Linked DNA regions of Homo sapiens: region 1 is linked to region 2. A link is an interaction called in ENCODE POLR2A ChIA-PET data of the cell type or tissue named here. Cell type or tissue: PC-3. All regions are shown on one strand. Links, peaks and the distances in the headings refer to the core of each region. The heading gives the core; the rest is flanking DNA.

Region 1 (5,379 bases), core at 212-5,211, 430 kb before region 2:
ATGCCATACATTATATTGGGTCTGAGAATACAAGAATGTTAAACAGAATATTAAATAGAATTTTCCTTTTCTATCAGCCCCAAATTAAGGGGCAATAGATAATTGCTCCTTTCTCCTAAAGATAATATCTTGGAATTACAACATATACCTTCTAGGGCTTAATAAAAAATAGTAGGATTAGTCCTGTGCCCCTCAAGCCAGGTAGCTTCTGGAGAAGCAACCAGCTTCTACCAAGCAAGGCCAGAAATCTAAAAGGAATTCATAAATGAGAGTTGTTAGAGTAGGAAGAGCATGAGAGAAACGCTCTGGCCTTTCTCCTCTCCTTCCCATTGTGGGGATTTTTCAAGAGGGTCTCCACAGAGATGGAGTTGAAGTGCCTCAAGAAGACTGGCAACTTATTCACCAGCCTAATTAAGCGGAGCTGCAGAATCACTTATGCTTAAATCAGTACTGCTGCTGAGCTGAGGAATTTCACCCAGGTATGACAAGCATGCACTGGGGTTTAAAGTTTATAGGCTAGAATGGAAACCAATAACTGCTTCTTTTATGGTGCATTCCTAAGGCAGGAGACTGTCTGGAGTAGCTACCATTGTAAAGGAGAGAGTGCAGCAGTAGCCAGCACAGCTTCTATACACCTGTCTCCAACCCTTCATCCCTTTCCCTTCCTTCTCCCTGGGAAGTCGGAAGCAGCAGAGAGAGGAAGTAAAGGAATGATGGAAAATTAAACATTCCCTCCCTACACACACACACACACACACACACACACACACACACACACACACACACACATGATCCCTGAACAATGAGTTAAATCTGAATTTGGATAGAGCAGATAAATAGTATTGCATATGAGATATGAGGTTTCAATGGATTTAGCAATCCCAGAATGTGACCACAAATCTATGAAATATGCTTGAGCTGTGATGAGAAGTGGGAAAGGAAGATACAAAAGGACATGTCTGAAAATAGTTATTAGAGAAGAATAATTTTTTTTACTGTCAGAATTCAGGTCTTCAATGAACAAGTTAATCAACAATGAATTAAAAGTAGAGACACTGTCTTCCTGGTGTCTGGAATCTTTTCATGTTGGTCTTTCAGTCCCTGGAATTCACAATAAGGAGAAAATGACTTACAAGATATTTGCTTAGCTGTTGACTTGATCTGGGAATATACCAGAATACAGAGAGGGAACAATATCCAAAATGGCGTGAAACAAAAATAATTTTGGTGAGGGGGTGAAAGGGCCAAGAAAAAAACAAGAAGGAAAGGGAAACTGAAAACCAGAAAACAAGCCTCTGGTGAGTGTCGTAGGAACCGACTGCCTCTGTCTCTTCCTTAATCCACTTCTGCCAAATGAATAGAATTCTCTCCCTGTCTCAGCAGCTCATGTGCGCCTTGAGTTTATATCCATATATCTGTAATGGTGGGCACAGTGTAGGGTGAGAAGAGGAAGAGTAGGAGAGATTATTTAAAAAGAAAGTTTTACAACCAGGAAGTATTGGAAGAGGCAAATCATGGCAACTCTGGATGTTTTTCCTAAAACCCCAGAGAGAACTGACTCTAAATAAGCTAAATTTTTCTCTAGATAAAAAGTCTTTTTCCTCCTGGAGTCCCAACAGTCCCTTGCATCATAAATGAAGCCAGAAAAAAAAAAGTTATGTTGAATAGAACTTGGTAAACTTATCCGTTGCCAAGTTACAACGATGTGACATCCCACCTCTAGCAATAAGAAAAGCTGTAGCTTTGGATCTATGAACACAGAAGTGTTATAATAATTGTTCAGTCACATCCTATTCGCCTAAGAAAAATAACTTGCCTTTATAAATTACTCACTAGCAGGGAGTATCTCAGCACTGAATGAATTTCGCTATATTTTCACTAGTCTTCAAATAAAATCTCTTCATCACAAGACACTGAAATGGACAGGACTATTCAAGAAGTGGAATTTAGGCTGGGAACAGTGGCTCACACCTGTAATCCCAGCACTTTGGGAGTCCAAGGCAGGAGGATCATTTGAGTCCAGGAATAAGAGATCAGCCCAGGCAACATGCTAAGGCCCCATCTCTACAAAAAATGCAAACGTTAGCCAGCATGGCGGTGCAAGCCTATGGTCCCAGCTACTCGGGAGGCTGAGGTGGGAGGATAACTTGAGCCCAGGAGGTTAAGGCTACAGAGAGCTATATAACTGCACTCCAGCCTCGGCGACAGAATTAGACCTTGCCTAAAAAATAAAAAGGTGGAATTTAGAAAGTCAGCATATATTTCCTCTGCTTTTAAAAAATCTCTGCAAAGATATCTTGCATAATTATGCCCACCTCCCACCTCTGTGGATCAAGAGCCACCTTATGTTTGCAAAAACTTAAATTTTACAGAACATTTTAGAAGAGGTCTGATTAGTTGTTTCTGGAACAAGATGGACTTGGAATACCAAAGACACACAGAGAGTAAAGAAGCTTGGGTCTAAGTGAAGGCTGGTCCTTTTATCTTATGTGTAACTTTTGTTTTTGTTTGTTTGTTTGTTTGTTTTTTTAGACAGAGTCCCACTCTGTAGGCCAGGCTGGAGTGCAGTGGCATGAACTCAGCTCACTGCAACCTCCACCTCCCGGGCTCAAGCAATTCTCCTGCCTCAGCCTCCTGAGTAACTGGGATTACAGGCGTGTGCCACCACACCAGGCTAATTTTTTTTGTTTTTTGTATTTTTAGTAGAGATGGGGTTTCACCATGTTGGCCAGGCTGGCCTTGAACTCCTGACCTCAGGCAATCCGCCCACCTCAGCCTCCCAAAGTGCTGGGATTACAGGCGTGAGCCACCGCACCCGGCTCTTATGTGTAACTTTTAACAAGTCATTTAACCCCTCTGACCTTCAATGTATTCATCTGTAAAGTGTAGACAATGTCTTCCCTATATATTATAAATGACTTAGGAAGATTAACCAGTTAATACGTGTATTAAAATTATCATCACTGACCATGCTGCGTCAGTTTCCTATTTCTGATTTCCTACTAACTGCACCAGATTAATCATAAAATTCCACTTTCTTCATGCAATCAAAGAATGCTGATTTTGGGCAGGACAGTATTATTCTGTATCCAAAACATGCCACAGCATAGCCTCAGTCTACCATTTCCACCTTCAATCTCATTTCCCAGCACTCCACAACATGTGTGCTGTGGACTCAGCCTGAACTATCCTACAAAATATCTTTGCCTCCATGTCTTTGTTTACCCCAGAGATAAATAAAGTATACATTCTGCCTTCGCATGTTTGGGCTTTCTCCACACCCTTGAATGTCTCCCTTGGAGTTCACAAGGTAGTGTCCAGGCTTTTGGCTTGAGATGTAACATTATTCATCTTTTTCCTCTCTCCTGTATTGTCTCCTTGAGGAAAGAGATAATGTATTCTGATTGGTCGTTTTCTGTTTTGGGTTTTTATTTTTTGTATTTTTCACAACATAAAGAACAATATTTTGCACACAGCAGATGCTCAATAAATGCCTTTTAAACAATGAATGATTTCAATTTCATATAAATGCAAGACTTGTTCTGTGGACTCCACCTTTCAGAAGAGTGGGTAGAGACAGAGGTCACCTCTTCTTATCTGCCTCGGAAGCTTATTGAAAAAAGAAGTGTGCGGCCCAGAAGAAACAAGGGTGCTGAGAGCCTCTAGGGAGAGCCACCTTGGTCCGAAATGAAGAATGCAGAGGTTTATCCTTCAGCCTTGAGTAATAAATCCCTCAAACCTTGAATTATTTTTCACTATAAACAAGAAGGCATTCTCTGAGTACTTAAAAATTCTTGAGATAGCAGCAGGTCATGGGAAGCCATGCAAAGTCTGCTCAGTGCAGGAATCTGATTCTGGGTGTCCCCCTGGGAAACCAATCTCCTGAACCCAAGGAGATCCTCATCTCTGAATTTTTTCAAATAGCCACAAAGGAGACCTAAGTCGGAAGACTTAACCTCTTCTATGCTCAAGTAAGCCCTTAGCTGCAACTGGAATTCAGAGTATTTCCACTTCAGAATATCACACACATTTCGGAGGAAATGGGGGATTGACTTAGCCTGGAAAGATAAGGCATCAAGGAGATCTCAAAGGAGAAAGCAGTTTTTAGCCTCTCCACACAGTGCATTACTAGGGCAATCACCAAACATTTAACACCTGCACTGTGGCTTCAGCAGGGAGCCCTGGCTTCTGCTTGGTTACCCCTGCTGAATTCCCCTCAGCACAAATGAGAACTGGCTGTGATTTCTTTCTCTTTTTTAAATTTTAAGTTATTGGGTGCATGTGCAGGATGTGCAGGTTTGTTACATAGGTAAATGCGTGCCATGGTGATTTGCTGCACCCGTCACCCCATCACCTAGTTATTAAGCCCAGCATGCATAAGCTGTATTTCCTGATGCTTTTCCCCCTCCGACAGACCCCAGTGTGTGTTGTTCCCTTCCTGTGTCTATGTGTTCACATTGTTCAGCTCCCACTTATAAGTGAGAAGAAGTGATGTTTGGTTTTCTGCTCCTGTGTTAGTTTGCTGAGGATAATGGCTTCCAGCTCCATCCATGTCCTGCAAAGGACATGATCTCATTCCTTTTTACGACTACATAGTATTCCCTGGTGTATATGTACCATGTACCACATTTTCTTTTTCTTTTCTTATTTTATTTTATTTTTTTTAAGAGACAGAGTCTCGCTCTATTGCCAGGCTGGAGTGCAGTGGCGCAATCTCGGCTCATTGCAACCTCTGTCTCCTGGGTTCAAGTGATTCTCCTGCCTCAGACTCCAGAACAGCTGGGATTACAGGTGCGCACCACCACACCCAGCTAATTTTTCATATTTTTAGTAGAGACCGGGTTTCACCATGTTGGCCTGGATCTCCTGACCTCGTGATCCACCCACCTCGGCCTCCCAAAGTGCTGGGATTACAGGCGTGAGCCACCGGGCCCAGCCACCACATTTTCTTTATCCAGTCTATCATTGATGGGCATTTGGGTTGATTCCATAGTTTTGCTGTTGTGAATAATGTTGCAATATAACATACATGTGCATGTATCTTTATAATAGAATGATTTATATTTTGGGGGGTATATACCCAGTAATGGAATTGCAGGGTCAAATGGTATTTCTGGTTCAAGGTCTTTCAGGAGTCACCACACTGTCTTCCACAATGGTTAAACTAAGTTACATTCCCACAAATAGACTTAAGATTACACTACAAGGCTACAGTGACCAAAACAGCATGGTACTGATAGAAAAACAGACACATAGACCAATGGAACAGAGTAGAGAACTCAGAAGTAAGACCGCACATCTACAACCATCTAATCTTTGACAAACCTGACAAAAACAAGCAACGGGGAAATAATTCCTTATTTAATAAATGGTGCTGGG
Region 2 (5,379 bases), core at 179-5,178:
GGTTTACACCTGTATTAGTCCCTTCTCACACTGCTAAAAAGAACTGCCCAAGACTGAGTGATTTATAAAGGAAAGAAGTTTAATTGACTCACAGTTCAGCATGGCTAGGGAGGCCTCAGGAAACTTACAATCATGGTGGAAGGTGAAGGGGAAGCAAGGCACCTTCTTCACCCTACAGGATGGAGAATGAACGAAGGAGGAACTATCAAACACTTATAAAGCCATCGGATCTCCTGAGAACTTACTCACTATCATGAGAACAGCATAGGAGAAACTGCCCTCCTGATTCAATTACCTCCACCTGGTCTCTCCTTTGACATGTGGGGATTATGGGGATTATAATTCAAGATGATATTTTGGGTGGGGACACAGACAAACCATATCAACACCCTATCTTTACAGGGTCACAATCGGCCAGCACACTCTTTTTCCCAGACAATCAGACTAAAAGCACAGTACTGTTTTTCTATACTCACGACACTTCTGACACCAAATTGTGGGTCTATTCCACCCCAAATTATTTCCCAGTTCTCCAAATACCCACTAGGTTTCCTATAATTCAATTCCATTTTCACGTTACCTACCTGGAGTTAGTTAATGTCAGATCCTGCAAGTTACAGACTCAGTCCTACACGGCTGCCCCCACTTTAGATGCCAATCACGGGTCCAGGCCTCCTGCACTTCTGACAGACTAGCTATAAATCAGGGCTTCCCAACAGCCTCTCCTTGAGTTCAGTAATGTGCTAGAATGGCTTAAAGAACTCAGTAAAAGTTTATCATTACCTATTATTATCAATTTATTACAAAGGAGATTTTAAAGGATACAAATGAATAATGGCCAGACTAAGAGATACGTTGAGTGAGGCCACAGAGGGTCCTGAGCCCAGGAGCTTCTGTCCTTGAGGAGTTAAGGTGCACCACTCTTCTGGAACATGGATGTGTTCTTGTTCACCAACCTGGAAGCTCTCCAGACCCTGGTGTTCAGTGTGTTCATGCAGGCTTCATTACTTAGGCACGATTGATTAAAGCATTGGCCATTGGTGATTGAACTCAGTCTCCAGTCTCTCTTCCTTCCCTAGATGTCAGAGGATGGGGCTGAAAGTTTCAACCTTCTAATCACATGGTTGGTTCCTCTGAGAACCAGCTCCCACCCTCCAAGAGTCACCTCCTTAGCATAAAATCTGATATGGCTGAGAAAGCTTTATTATAAATAACAAAAGAGGCTCTGCTCATACCCACCACTCAGGAGAGTCCAAGGGTTTTAGGAGTTCTGTGCCAGGAACTAGCGACAAAGCTCAAATATATATATATATATATATATACACACACACACACACACATATATATATATATATAATTTTTAATATTATCATTATTTGTCATTTCATTTTTGGCCCAGTCTGGTCGCAAACTCTCTGGCCTTAAGTAATCCTCCTGCCTCGGCCTCCCAAAGTGCTGGGATTACAGGCTATATTTCTTATTATGATGCAATATCCCATAGACTCTGCAGCACTAATTTTTAAGCACATTTTAAACACCCTGGTATTAATAGAAAATAAGGAACAGTTTTTAAGAGACATAGGAAATCCCAGAATCCCCAAAGGAAGGAGAGATCTATGCAGCTGGGGGTGGAAGGGGTCTGGAATTGTAAGAGTCTTTCTGACTGCAGCAAAAAGAAATGCTCATTCCACCCGGAGGGTTACACACCCACAAACCACCTGCTGCCTGTCATAAGGCTGGCTCTTGCCATTTCCTCATCTTTGCCAAAAGCTTTATGCTTTTATCTTAATTGATTAAGATTTATTTCTCTGGTACCACCACTCAAACCTTAAAATAAAGGCAAGAAATGGCATCCGGCCTCTGTTTAAGCCCTCCACTTAAGACCCTGCCTCCCTTCCATTAACATTCTTCTGAAGACAGAAAAAGACAAAAATTCCCAACACCAAAAATGAAGCATATTGACAGAATCTGAGAAGACTCCCCACAAACATGAGTCTGATGGAACTTGACTGACGAAAGCAGCCAAGAGCGTGGGGGATGAAGCAAATCTGCTGGTCACCTTCCCATGCCAGTCTGCTCTCCCTCTGCAGTGCAGGCACTTCAATCCAGAGGGTGCCCGTGCCCCAGCCGTCCCTCACACCCTCATCAGGACTTGCTTCCACAACTAATGAGAACCTGAAAAGCCAGGAATACAGTCGGGCGGAAGCAGCGCACTGCCTCCTGGGAGGTGTAGGCACCAGACTTCAGCATGAAAATGCCCTGTCATGCCAGGAGACTAAGCTGGAGGAAGAGCCGCCAGACGCTGGGAAGTTAACTCAGCCCTGAGTGTACCTGACATGTGCCTGTTAACACGAAAAGAGGATTCAACGTAGGCTCCAGGACCCAGAGGACACACAGGAATCCACATGCTGTGTATATTAGCAACCATTGTGTTTGGTTAGCAATGAGTCTTACGGGGAAAAATGCAATAAAAAAACAAGAGAGAGAGAGAAAGGGAAAAAGAAAGGGCACATCATCTTAAAGACTCTTGGAAATATCAGACCTCTAAAGAGGTAATTTCAATAGGATGTCAGGAGATATGGCATCTTTGAAATAGTAATAGGACACCTAAGCAGAAAACAGAATATGAGGTAGAAAGAAAGACAGACAGAGAGAGAGAGAGAGAGAGAGAGAGAGAAGGCGTGGTGGCTCCTCACGCCAGTAATCCCAGCACTTTGGGAGGCCGAGGCAGGCGGATCACCTGAAGTCAGGAGTTTGAGACCAGCCTGGCCATTATGGTGAAACGCCATCTCCACTAAAAATACAAAAATTAGCTGGGCTTAGCGGCAGGCACCTGTATCTCCAGCTACTTGGGAGGCTGAGGTCGGAGAATCACTTGAACCCATGAGGTGGAGGTTGCAGTGAGCTGAGATCGTGCCACTGCACTCCAGCCTGGGAGACAGAGTAAGACTCCATCTCAAAAAAAAAAAAAAAAAAAAGGAAAAGAAAGAAAAAGAAAAGATGAAAAGATATGAGCAAGATAATGGAAGATAACAAGCAAATAAAAAATATAATAGCAGAATTAAGATGTTGGAAGGAAAAAGTAGAATTGAAATTGCAGAAAAAACAATCAGCAATTGGAAAATAGACTTGAAAAGTTCTTCTAGAAAGCAAAGGAAAGGGCCAAAGTGAAAACAAACAGAGGAAAGATGCTAGACACAGAAGGCAAAGAATAAAGGTCTAGTGTGAGCATGATGGCGTCCAGAGAAATAAACCAAAACGATGGAAACCAGAGCAATGACTGTAGTCACAGCTGCACGCTTTTGAGGGGAAAGCAATGTTTTTGAGACCAAAAGTCATCACCATATCCTAGGCAAAATCAGCAACAAGTAGCCACATTCCAGAACTCTATTGTAAGCATGTGGATAACAGGAAAAATACCTTGGAAGTATGCAGGTAGGAAAACCACGTTACTTATAGTGCAACAGAAAATAAGAGGGAAATAATATGCTCACCAATGTTGTCTTCCACTTGTGAAGACAGTAAGAAAACATTCTCAACTATGCAAGACTTCAGAATAGAATGCTGTGTACCCCTTTGGCACACACACAGCAAATGAGTGAGGAGTTTCAGAACCAGATATGAGAGTGTCAAGGTGTCATCATCCTGGCAGGCAGCATTTAAACAAATTCCATGTAACGTTAAACCTAAGTAATTGTTTTAAACCATGGTTACAAAATTAAGTGCAAATGTCAGAAGTGATTTTAAGAGAGTAAATACCGAGCGTAAAAAATGAATATATTGGAACCATTATCTAGACTGAAAACTAAGGAAAAGGAAAAGGGTGTGTGGCAAAGTAAAAATGGTGTAAATGTATATCATCTGTCGGAAATGCTTTAAAAAGCAACTTTCTTCACTTTGGATAATTAACGAAATGTAGATTAAAATAATTTTTTAAAAAACCAACTATCACATCTAGATTTCTCCTGTTAACAATTAAGCATGTTCAGATCTCTACAATCCTTAAAACGTGTTTTCGTAAATTTTCTTTTTTTTTCTTTCTTTTATTTTTTTTTTCAGACCATGTCTCACTCTGTGGCCCAGACTCAAGTGCAGTGGCATGATCTCGGCTCACAGCAACTTCCGCCTCCCAGGCTCAAGTGATTATCCTGTCTCAGCCTTCCCAGTAGCTGGGATTACAGGCATGCGCCACTACCGCCTGGCTAATTTTTCTCTTTCTTTCTTCCTTTCTTTCTTTCTTTCTTTCTTTCTTTCTTTCTTTCTTTCTTTCTTTCCTTCCTTCCTTCCTTCTTTCTTTCTTTCTTTCTTTTTTTGTATTTTTAATAGAGATGGAGTTTCACCAGGTTGGCCAGGCTGGTCTCGAACTCCTGACCTTGAATGATCCACCTGCCTTGGCCTCCCAAAGTGCTGGAATTACAGATGTGAGCCACCACGTCCTGCGGTTTGTGTATATTTTCAACCCCACATCTCCTGCTAACTTGGTGATTGCCAGTCTTGGGTGCATGTCAGAATCACATGAGAGCTTTCTAAAATATCTCAGTGCTTGGGTCCAACTCCCAGAGATTCAGATTTAATTTGTCTGGAGAGAGGCCTCAGCATTGGGATTTTTTTTTTTTTTCTTAGATGGATTCTTGCTCTGTCACCAGGCTGGAGTACAGTGGTGCGATCTCGGCTCACTGCAACCCCCGCCTCCCAGGTTCAAGCAATTCTCCTGCCTCAGCCTCCTGAGTAGCTGGGACTATAGGCACACTCTGCCAGGCCTGGCTAATTTATTTTTTATTTTTTATTTATTTATTTATTTATTTATTTATTTGCATTTTAGTACAGACGAGGTTTCATCATGTTGCCCAGGCTGGTCTCTAACTCCTGAGCTCAGGCAATCTGCCCGCCTCGGCCTCCCAAAGTGCTAGGATTACAGGCGGAATTTTTTCAAAGCACTTCACGTAATTCTATTATAAAAAGTTGAGAACCATGGTTAGCCCTTTCTCAGCAAAATTCCTAGGTTTTCATAAAACCCGTCTCCATTCCCTTTTCTCCTAACCTGCCCTCAAACCACAACCACCAGGTTTCTGCCCCATCACATCTCTGAACTAGTTCTTGCTACACCGAAGGCCCAGCAACTCTAACAGAATTTCCCTGTCCTCATCTGAACTGAGCTCTCAGTGGCTGTAGGCGCGTGTTCTGACCCTCCTTTTCCTGACGCACTCTCTTCCTTTGGGTGCTGTGGCTGCACATTTAGCTTTTTCTCTTATTTCGCAGTGTCCTTAGGAGGGTCACCCTCCCTACCCAGTCAGTACAAGTTGATGCTCCTGAAGTCTGGGTTGCAGACCCTCTTGTAAGAGGGAATCTCACTCTTTTTTTATTTTTTATTTTTTTTTT

What was found. Peaks named below come from ENCODE experiments on the same cell type or tissue, not always from the same donor. Only the 100,000 strongest peaks of a DNase experiment are listed, where the experiment ranks them.
Region 1: POLR2A ChIA-PET joins it to region 2 with 6 read pairs; 2 of 35 experiments call an interaction of 5 or more read pairs at or near these places.

The regions. Positions count from the first base shown.
Region 1 is chr11:128,218,653-128,224,031 of GRCh38, forward strand. All of the region lies in intron 3 of LINC02098 (long intergenic non-protein coding RNA 2098), which reads left to right. Among named protein-coding and RNA genes, the nearest start is that of LINC02098, 13 kb to the left of the region's middle. In PC-3, for the core only: no CTCF peak of the experiment used is centred there; no DNase peak of the experiment used is centred there.
Region 2 is chr11:128,651,765-128,657,143 of GRCh38, forward strand. No RefSeq gene overlaps it. Among named protein-coding and RNA genes, the nearest start is that of FLI1, 40 kb to the right of the region's middle. RefSeq lists an enhancer at 2,158-2,658. In PC-3, for the core only: CTCF peaks have their summits at 2,101 and 2,300; a DNase peak (open chromatin) is centred at 2,337; H3K27ac peaks cover 1,586 bases.